2 separate regions of the Homo sapiens genome follow, and region 1 is linked to region 2. Evidence: chromatin loops called from intact Hi-C (ENCODE). Cell type or tissue: Caco-2. All regions are shown on one strand. Each heading gives the region's core, and the rest is flanking DNA. Links, peaks and the distances in the headings are about the cores only.

The links. Peaks named below come from ENCODE experiments on the same cell type or tissue, not always from the same donor. Only the 100,000 strongest peaks of a DNase experiment are listed, where the experiment ranks them.
Region 1: a loop joins it to region 2, with 1.9 times the contacts of the local background. A loop is called at or near these places in 1 of 110 quality-filtered maps.

What each region holds. Positions count from the first base shown.
Region 1 is chr3:25,362,621-25,368,005 of GRCh38, forward strand. It overlaps a transcript of RARB not described here. Among named protein-coding and RNA genes, the nearest start is that of RARB-AS1, 20 kb to the right of the region's middle. In Caco-2, for the core only: no CTCF peak of the experiment used is centred there; no DNase peak of the experiment used is centred there.
Region 2 is chr3:25,291,486-25,296,870 of GRCh38, forward strand. It overlaps a transcript of RARB not described here. Among named protein-coding and RNA genes, the nearest start is that of RARB-AS1, 91 kb to the right of the region's middle. RefSeq lists enhancers at 1-518, 2,368-3,567. In Caco-2, for the core only: no CTCF peak of the experiment used is centred there; a DNase peak (open chromatin) is centred at 2,396.

The DNA of each region.
Region 1 (5,385 bases), core at 242-5,241, 71 kb after region 2:
CCTGGTCTGTGGGTTGCAAAGACCATGAGAAAAGCATAGTATCTGGGCAGGAGTGCACCATTACTCAAGGCACAGACCCTCATGGCTTCCCTTGGTTAGGGGAGGGAGTTCCCTGACTCCTTGTGCTTCCTGGGTGAAGCAGTGCCCCACCCTGCTTTGGCTCATCCTTCATGGGCTACACCCACTGTCTAACCAGTCCCAGTGAGATGAACCAGGTACCTCAGTTGGAAATGCAGAGATCACCAGCCTTCTGCGTTGGCCTCTCTGGGAGCTGCAGACTGGAGCTGTTCCTATTCAGCCATCTTGCCCAGGAACAGAGCTTAGATTTTATGGCAAATGTTGATGAGTAAGAAAAAAAGTTATTACTTTCAATCGATTTACAGGTCCTGGCAATTGAAACATGAAAGTTGAGTGGATAGGAGCTTTAAAAAAAAAGCTTTGATTCAACCTAACCCATATGTTTTGTAGGCAAAACGAAGAGTGCAAAATTGGATAGGACATAATTTAAGGACATTATTGTCCAGGAAAGTTGATGAAAGAAGTATACAGAAAACTATAGTACAAAGAAAAATGTAAAAATTTTCACTAGGGAGGTATAAGCGAAGTGTTATAAGAGGTTAGAGAAGGAACGTAGGCTGTGGGGCTAGTCTGATGGCTCTCCATGATATCTATAATTGATGGCTCCCAAATGTTTACCTCCAGGTAAACATTATCTGGAGCTCAACTCATACATCCAGCTGCCAGCTAGGTATCTCCACTTAGATATCTAACGTAGCATGTCCAGAACTCAATTCCAGCCTTGCTCCTGAAAACCTTCTTTCCTACAACTTTCGCCATCTGGGTTGATGGCAACTTCATCTTTCCAGTTGCTTAGGCCACTTGACATCATTCTTGTCTCCTTTCTTTCTGTCTTATACTACATCTGATCTAAGAGGAAATTCTATTGACTCCACCACAGTATGGGTCTACAATCTAATGACTTCTCCACTACCATCATCCTGGTCCAAGCCACCATTGCTTCTCAACTAGATTATTGAAGTAGCCTACTAGACCGTTTCCTTGCCTCCACCCTTTCCATGCCTTATAACTTTTTCACAGCACAACACAGATCAGTTGACATCACTTGTATTTCCCAGTCTCCCTGTGGCCCCTCATTCCTCTCAAAGTCCTACATGATCTGTGGCACCCCTCAGCTTCATCCCTACTAACATCTCTTTCTCTGACTTGGCTCCAGCCACATTGGCCGCCTTTGCTGTTCCTCTTACATGACAGTAGACTCCCATCTCGGGTCCCTGGCACTGGCTCAAATGTTCTCTCAGATATCCATATAGATCTTTCCTTAACTTCCTTCCACTCATTGCTCAAACATCTTCTTAGTAGGTTCTATCCTGACCATTCTCTTTCAAATTTCAATGCCCTCTCCTAGCATTTCTGATTCTCCTTACAGTTTCTTTTTTCTTATATAGCACTTCTTATCTTTTAGCATACTATATAATTTATCTATTCTTTTTTTGTTTTATTTTGTGATTTATTATCCAGATTCTTCTGTTAGAATCTGAATTCCAAAAGGGCAGGATCCTTGCTTGTTTGGTCCACTGCTAAATCCCAAGTGCCTGGAACAGTATCTGGCACAGAGCAAGTACTCAATGAATATTTGTGAATAAGTAAGCAAGTGGACTCATGAGGGAATTGGGGTTACTCCAAAAAAAATGGAGGTGGTAAGCAATTTTTAAACAACACTGGCTCACAGCCCCCTATGAAAGTCTGTTGAATCCTATGTACCTCCTTCCCAGAATAATGCACATCTGCAAATTTACACAAAATGTGGGCTTCACACTCAGGAGGCTCATTCACATTCTAAGATTCATCATCCAAGGACCCAAGATTAAGAACCTATGTCCTAGGTAGAAAGAACAATATAGACAAAGATTCAGAGGCTGGAATGTGCAGTATGGGTTAGAGATTCAGCAGGAACTATTTGGCTTGAGTGTGTGATGAAGTAAGAGAGCAATGGAAGACTTGTTTGGGCTGTATCGGAGAGGGCCTTGAATGCCACAGTGAAGGTTGTTTCTATTTGACATGCAAGGCAATAGAAAACATGAGGAACCATATCCAGTAATTTTGTCTTTTATTTACCAGCAATTCAATATATAACTTTGCACAATTTATTTCTGTCTTCCTTTGCCTTTTAAACATGTGAAACGGGTAAAATTTCTGAAAGATTTGTACAAGCTGCCTCTTATTATGAAAGATATCGTTAAGTACTTCATTTTTGACAATTAAAATGCATCTTAGTTTATTAACTTCCCTTACACTTCTGACATATCTCAGTTGTATCATTATCCTAGAATCTGATTACTATTAGTATCATTTGATTCATTGACATCTAAGTTTTCAATTGATGCTTTGTTTTGATATTTGGGGGATATCTAGAAATTTCCCATCACTCAAAGGCCCTAAAAATTCTCCCAAATGTGGCAGTACAGAAAATGAGACCATTCTGGGCTTCTAGCTTCCTATCCAGAATGTCCTGTGTACCATGCAAAAGGTATATAAGCCAACCATGTTTTCTTTCTTTCTTTTTTTTTTTTTTTTTTTTTTTTTTTGGCTGGAGGCTCAAGGGATTCTAGCCAGGAATACAGGTGCATGTCACCATGCCCAGCTAATTTTTTGTGAAGGTGGGGTTTCACCATGTTGCCCAGATTGGACTCAAATTCCTGGGCTAAAGTGATCCTCCTGCCTCGGCCTCTCAAAGTACTGGGATTATAGGCATGAGCCACCATGCCTGTCTCATCCATGCTTTCTACTCTCCCTCCCAAATTAAAAATATGGTTCTATGTTCCAGTTACAATTGTTGTGTAACAAACCACCCAGAACTGAGGGGCATAAAACAACCATTTATTCTGCTCACAGAGTCTCTGAGTTAGGAATTTGAGCAGGGCACAACAGAAATGGCTTATCTCTGCTCCACAATACCTAGGGTCTCAGCAAAAAAATGTCCAAAGTCCAAGAGTGACTTGAAGGCCAGATATTGAAATCACATGAAGGATTATTCATTTTCGTGTCTGTTATCTGGGCTAGGATAATTCAAAGGTTGAGATTGTGGACTAAAAGCCTTACTCTCAATGTGGTTTTGGTTTCCTCACAACCATGGAGACCTCAGGGTAATCTAACTTGTTATGGGGGCAGCTCCAGTACAACTATTTCAGTGAACAAGGTAGAAACAGCCTAGCTTTTTGTGACCTAATGTCAGCAATCACATGGCAACATTTCTGCCATACCACAGTAGTCACAACTGTGCCTCCATTCATGGAGAGGAAACAGGGATCTCACAGCTCTCTATAGGAAGTCTGTCAATAGTGTAACCATTTTTTTAAAACACCACACTTGTGCAAATATGAGCATCATTATGGAGAGTGCAGGACACATTTCTTCCTACTGACTTTTTCCCTATAGGGATGAGACACAACTAGACTTGCCATTCGTTCAAGGCCTTTATGCATTATGGACTGTGCTAAGGCTTCACATCCATTTTCTTCAGTACCTGTTACAGCCTTGTAATATGGGTGTTGTTATTTCTATATTACAAATGGGAAAGTGTTGCTCAAAGAGATCGAGAAATTTACTGTGTTCTCAAGGCTAACAAGTAGTAGAGAAAAGATTTGAACCTACAACTGATTATTTCCCAGTCCCATGTTCCCCCTACTAGAATATGATGCTTTGCCTTCTACCCCTCAGGATTACTATTTTGTTAGTAAAATAATAGGTAGAAAAACACAGGAAACAACATCCGCACAACAATTGCAATTAAGTGCCAATTATGTGAAATAAATGATCAGGTTAATAGAAGTAACCTCTGTTTTAAAGGATTTTAGAATATGTGTGTAGATAGCACAAAGATTCCTAGAAAACTGATGAAACCAGAACTTTGAAAATGAGAGTTGGAAAACTCAACATAAAGGAAATAATATACAGGGCACAATCAAAATATTTTTAGCTCATGGTTCCTAAATACTGGTCAACCACTGTTTTCAAAAAGCCTACATTTGTGAGGGGGACTTGTTCTTATCAATCTATATTGAGTTATGTTATTGCCTACATGTTCTGGGTCTCTGTGAGCACACATGAACTCTCTGTGGCACAGAGTGAATGCATTCTTTGGATAGTCTCCAGTGAGAGCATTTCCTAAATATTATCCTTGCATTTGGAATTGTTCATGGGCCTCATTTTACCTCATGAGGTAAAGAGATTACTTGCAGAGTGGTGAACATATTGTTAGGCCCAAATTTAACCATTTTTTTTTCTTGTGACAGAATCCTCAGGATTGTAGCAACAGGCAGAATGTCGTAAAGAAATTTGGATTGAAGAAAGGAGAGGAAAGGATGACCCTTAAACAGGCAGCCTGTCTCATACCCTCCTTATTGCCAGCCAAGAGTTCATATTCCATCTTTTCTTTCTTGTCAATCTAAACATGTGAAACTAGAGATCTAAAAAAGATTCTCTCCAGTATTTCCTCAGGTTGGAATAACACCAGGAAAAGCAAAAGACAGACATGCTTATCAATGTTTACTTGAAAGATTGGGTTTTCAATGTTGGTACAGAGCATCATTTTGGCAGACAATTCCAGGCTATGGTAGCATTTGAGCAATCTCCTCTGGCACCCAGCATAATGGCATCAGTCACACTTTGACAGGAGAATTTTCTTCCCATGTTCTTGTTCTTGTCAGGAACTCCTTCCGTCAAATGGCAAAAGGGGAACACAGGAGTGGACATACCTTAACTTAAAAGATGGTATGTCTGCTTTTATATGCTTTGGCAAAGCATCTACTTTAGGGTCCAAGCATATAGCAGGGCCCCAATAAATGCTGGTGGGATTGTATCAGTCCCCTATCTCAGCTGAAATGTGGCTGTTCAGCCAGGCATGGTGGCTCATACCTTTAACCTCATTACTTTGGGAGGCTGAGGTTGGCAGATCGCTTAAGCTGAGGAGTTCGAGACCAGCCTAAGCAACATGGTAAAAACCCATCTCTATAAAAAAAAAAAAAAAATACCAAAATTAGCCGCATATGGGGGTGTGCATCTGCAGTCTCAGCTACCTGGAGGGCTGGGGCAGGAGGATTGCTTGAACCCAGAAGATCGCACCCCTGCACTCCAGCCTGGGTGACAAAGTGAGACCCTGTCACAAAAAAAAACAAGCAAAAAAAAAACAAAAACAAAACAAAAGAAATATGGCTATTCAATTTCATAGGAGAATTTCAGAAGAATCAAGGGGGAGTATCGAAGTAGACAGGCTGGAAAGATGATTCCACAATACTGTTTCATGCACTGGGGCGGACAGGCAATTAAGTTTTCGGTGCTCCTCTGTGAAATGAGAATATGTAAGAA
Region 2 (5,385 bases), core at 155-5,154:
TTTTTTTTTGAACACACACGGCTTGTTTGCCTTTTACCCACTGCAGCAGTTCAGCCTCAGAGGATAACTAAGAAAAACCTCTGAGATTGTTAGAGGGGAGCTTCACCTGCCAGTCTGGGCTGCAGGATCTCTATAGCAACCAAACATAAATCAAGGAAATGGCCCCTTTTGTAAGTTGGTTAATAGGCACAACATGCTTCTTTAGAAAATCCAACCATTCTTTCAATAGACTTTGATTGAAAGTCAGCCTTTTCTTCAGACACATTCACATTCACATCTAGTAGCAGCTTGTATGGCTGTCCACGGGCTAATTTATTACCCTTTAAAGATCTGGCAAAGAAAAAATGGCTCTCAGAACAATGTTTACATTCAGAGGCATAAGCACAGAGGCACAAAAGAACATCCTTTTGTTCTGAACTTGGAATATTAATCTTTAACCCAGGACTTTAACTTTCCCTCTCTTATGGGGATTGACAGAACCACTCCTCTCACTAAAATTTTACCAATTTAATACAACGTTGTTTCTAACATGTGAGAAGGGGGTAGTGAGTCTTCCTCCCACTTTTTTTTTTTGCCAAACCTTGATAGAGATTAATTGTTTCTCAAACTCCCCATCCTTTTCTTGAAGAATACCCTGCTTCAGGGGTTGCTGATGAGCAGAGTTGGCTCTCTTGTCCCCAGTAGGAGAATTTGACAAATTAACAAAAATACAAAGACTGTTCTTCACTGCTGGCGATGCAGCGAGTTTAGGGCCATTGGATGGTGAGATAGCCCCTTCCCACCCTCACCCCACCAAAATGTAATTTGGAAATGTGTCCAAGAAATGTCCCACATTGAGCAAGTCCTCCCCGATGTCACAGAGTCTAAAGGCAAAGTGGGGCACACACAGCATTTTCTTTCATGTGGGCAGGGACATGTCACTAAGTGAATGGTGAGCTTTCTCTCAAAGAGGGGAGCCAAATGCTATGCCCCGTCTTCCTTTGAGGTGGGAAGAAGAGATGGGGAAAAGCCTATAGAAACAAACCTTTGTAGTTTTTGTTAAAGTAGATTATAAGATGAAAAAGTTCTTCTAAAACAAGAGAGAGCTTGCGTTGCTCTATGTAGCTTCATATCCCTGACAGAGTTAGGCAAAGAAAGATTTATATTAATGCCTTCCTCTTTAGCTTTCTTAATCCTCAGAAACCAAAGTCTCCAGAAGCTAGACTCCTCAGGAGCTCCTTTCCCTTTGATATGGTCAGCTGTCCCCACTGGCAAGTGGGGAAGAAAGAGCCCTGCGTTGGTTTCAAAATGGGCATGTTTAAACGTGCCCTTGATTTTAGCTGCAGGCCTGTGTTATGAGAAAACATGGTCCTGCCCTATTCGAGGCTGGTCACTTAGAAATAGCTTTTGCCTTAGTGTCAGCCTGAAAATACCTTTGGGGTCTGTGAAACTGAAGACGCTCCCAAAATTTAATGCAAACTAAGCATGATGTGTTCTCCGCGAGAGCCAAAAAGATCCTAGACACTCAGTAAAGGAGGTTGGTTTTGTTTTTTGTGTGTTATTTTTAATTTTTTTCCTGTGGCTGAGAATCCAATGCAGACAAAAGATTAGCTCTCCTAGTTATTCACAGCCTGGCTGTGCAGTCACGCAACCAGATCAGACACGTTATGTAGAATTTTTCGCCGTATACCTGTATCTGTATTCTGATACGTTACGGAGAAGCAGTACAGTACTGTAGTTAAAAATGTGGGCAAAGGCTCTGAATTTTCAGTGTTCAAATGCCAGTTATGCCACTTACTGGCCGTGTCAGTCTGGGCAGTGAGCACCTATCTGTACTCAGTTTTGTCATTTGTAAGATGAGGCTATAATAATACCTACTTCATAAAGTCCTTAAGAGTTGATGTTTTATAATGAACCACTTAGACCAGTGCCTGGCATATCACAAGCCCTCAAACGTTCATTGTTATTAACATTTTTAATGCTTCTTTTTGTAGTTGATGCTATTGTATTGTTGACGATGGGAAGAATGCCTATTACCCAACATACAACACAGCATTTTCCAATTTCAGATGATATTTTGCAGAACACTGGACAAGAGAAAAAGAATTTCCCGAGGCTAGAGTTACTCCATTTAAAAAAAAAAAAAAAAAAAAAGTTCAGAGATAGGAAGCAGCTGTCTATGACAATAACTAATCCCATTTTCCTAAAACCATCATCACCTAGTATCTCTATCTTTGCTTTCGTCTGATTAAATGGAAATGTCTCAGGTTTAGGAGTTCTGGCTAAAAAGGTGGTATGTGTTTGTCTTCTGCCTGTTCTCTGCCACCAAAATGAAGAACTGGTTCTGCTCACCTACCCTAGCCAGCCTCACAGGGTCACAACCTAGTTGCATTTTTGAAATTCAAGCCAAGAATGCTGGAGCTCAATTTCACATGTGTCGTAACTGGGAGTGGCTACTCATGGCTCATCGGTTGTCTGCACCCTTCTCATTTGTTCTAAGGGCTTTGTTACTTTGAATAAGCCTTCTTAGCTTCAGCCCAAGTATCACAGAGACAATAACTTCGGAGGAGGTAAGGAGGGGATGTTCACCGAAGGATTCACCGAGGAAAATGCAGCCTGTTTCCCAGGAAAGAGCTCCACATCTGTAAGAATTCCATGAACAAGTCAGAACTTGCCAAAAGGATCAGCATAATCAAAAAACCAAAGAGGACTGAGATAAACCAAAAAACACCATATGTTGATTATGTTGTCATTCGTTAAGAATTAAGTTTATAAACCTTGGGTACTCACTGAGAAGCAGCATATTCTAGTAGGAAAAGTCCAGGTTTTGAAGAGAGACATTTGAACCACAGGAACTTAACTTTAGTACTTACCGCATGGCCTTAGGCAAGTCCTGGTAGTGAATTCATTCTCTCTACCAGTCAGCATCCAATAAGGAAAAATAAATGCCATTCCAGCTATTTCTAGCAGAAGGAATTGAATATGGGGAGTTGGTCATACAGTTGATGTAAGAGCTAAAAGAGGAAACTGCAGAATGGGGCCACCCAGACATTAGCTACAACAGAAAGCCACTACCCCTCTCCCAACCCAGGCTGAAGGGACTACAGGAAGAGATGGTGCTGTTGGAGGTTAAGATCTGGGGCAGACAGTGGGAGCTAAAACCACAGAGGAAATTCAGTCACTGTGGGAGAAGCCACCTAAGGCAGAGGGAGAGAGGAGAGAGACCATAGCTTCTCTCCTTCCAACGGCCCGTTGGCGGAAGCTTCCTAGAAGTCATTTGGCAATGTATTCGTGGCCTCCCAGTCTTTTCTCCTACTGTTTCTGTAAAAGAAGAGAGAGGAGGAAGAGGGAGTGGAGGGGGGAAGGAAGAGGAAAAATCACCAGCTTTGCAGATTTGCTCTCAGATTCATTCCCTGCCTTTACCCTGCTCTGGTCTTTATCACAGGGTATCGAGGTGTATACACAGATAATAGTGCCCCAGTTAGCCCTTTACTATGTGATTAGTCCTGCTGTGTCTCATGGAAAAAGTATTTCTGCTTTTTTCTCGAAAGACAATCTGTCCATTTTCCCAAAAGAGTAATATGTTACCCAAATTATATAGACTATGTGTTACCACTTACCGTGTAACTCTCATATGCTAGAGGGGCAACATGGTACAGTAGTTAAGAGCAAGAGCTCTTAAGTACTTGTGTTCAAATCCTGGTTGTGCTTGCTTTGTGACTGTTGGGCATTTTAACTGCTATGGTCAGAATATTTGTGTGCCTCAGAAATCCACATGTTGAAATCCAGTCCCCAATGTGTTGGTATTAAGAGGTGGAGCTTTGGGGAGGTGATGAGGTTCTGCCTTCATCAATGGCATTAGTGCCCCTATAAAAGAGGTTTGAGGGAGACCCCTTTGTCCTTCCACTATGTGAGGATGCAGTGAGAAGATACCATCTATGAAGAACAGAACTTTACCAGACATCAAATCTGCTGGTACCTTGATCTTGGACTTCCCAGGCTCCACGACTGTGAGCAATAATTTTCCATTGTTTATGTATTACCCAGTCTAAGGTATTTTGTTATAGCAACCTGGACAAACTAAGACATTAACCTCTCTGGTCTCTTGTTTGTATGATGGGATTAAAAAGAGTCCCAGCCTCATGACACTTTTATTTTATTTGCCTAATATGTAGGGCTGTGTTCTTTTAAGTATTAAATGAAAATTCTCCCAGGCCTAAGATTCGATATGTCAGTGGCCCACTTTTATTGCTGTGATATGTGGACAAGATGGGACTATTTCTCCTTTGGTTTTGACTAAGACACTCACATGCTAGATAATGAATACCAATCTAAATGTAAGGCAGATCACCAACAGCAGAAAATAATATGTTGAGAACAAGTTCCATGACCCTTAGGCCCTTTACCACAGCAGCTAGACGGAGAATTCTGAAGTATCAGGACGGGAACAAGGATATATGGAGATGGAGGATTTATTTAGAGAAAAGGGAGCTTTGCCTCACACACCAAATGTGTTTCTCAAAAGTGCATCTTGTTGGCTCAGTAAATTTTCATGGTTTTCTATATTAGAGACTTAGGATCTAGTTGAATCAACTGTCTAAGCAAAGTATGTTCAAGGATGCCTAATCTTACATAATAGAATGAGCCCTAGGGACATCCACCAAAAGAGGCAAAACTTGAGATGAGCCTTGAAAGAAGAAACTTAGAAGAGGGTAAGAAGACACATACATCATGAAGTATTCCAGAAACAAGGAAAGATCCTCTCAAACCCACAGTAGAAAATTCAAAGGGCAAGGCAGCCTGGAGTCTGCCAAAAAGGCTTTTTTTTCCCCCAAAGAAGCTGGTAACTAGGGTTTTGCTGGAAGTTCCTACTTAGAGGAAAATTAAGCTATCTATGTCCATGGGAAATGAAAGGTGGGAAGTAACTTCACTATTTCCTAGCTTTCTGGGAACTCGGGCAAATTATCTCTGTGCTTCTGTTTCATCATCTGTAACATGTTGATTTTAATTGTACCTACCTCTTGAAGTCGACATGAGGTTGAAATGAGTTCATACATGAATATATTTAGCATGGTAGCCAGCAGGTAGTAAACATTCAAAAATTCTTAGTTTAATTATTGTAATTATTCAGTGGTAAAGGTCTGGCAGAGAAAGAATGAAATTATCTGGATTACTGGAGGGGGAAAAAAACCCTCACTCTAACTGGGAGGGTCAACTTATTCCCTGTCCAAATTGTTTACTGTTTAATTCAGTTCTCAGAATGGATCTCTAACTCTGACCCATGAACCGGTCCATGTATTACTAGTTAGAATTTGGAAGTCCCATTGCTTTTGTTCACCTGCCTGAATCCATAATATATTTAAGTGAGCCAGACATCTCACTTGCATGCTATCCTAGCAGTGCTTT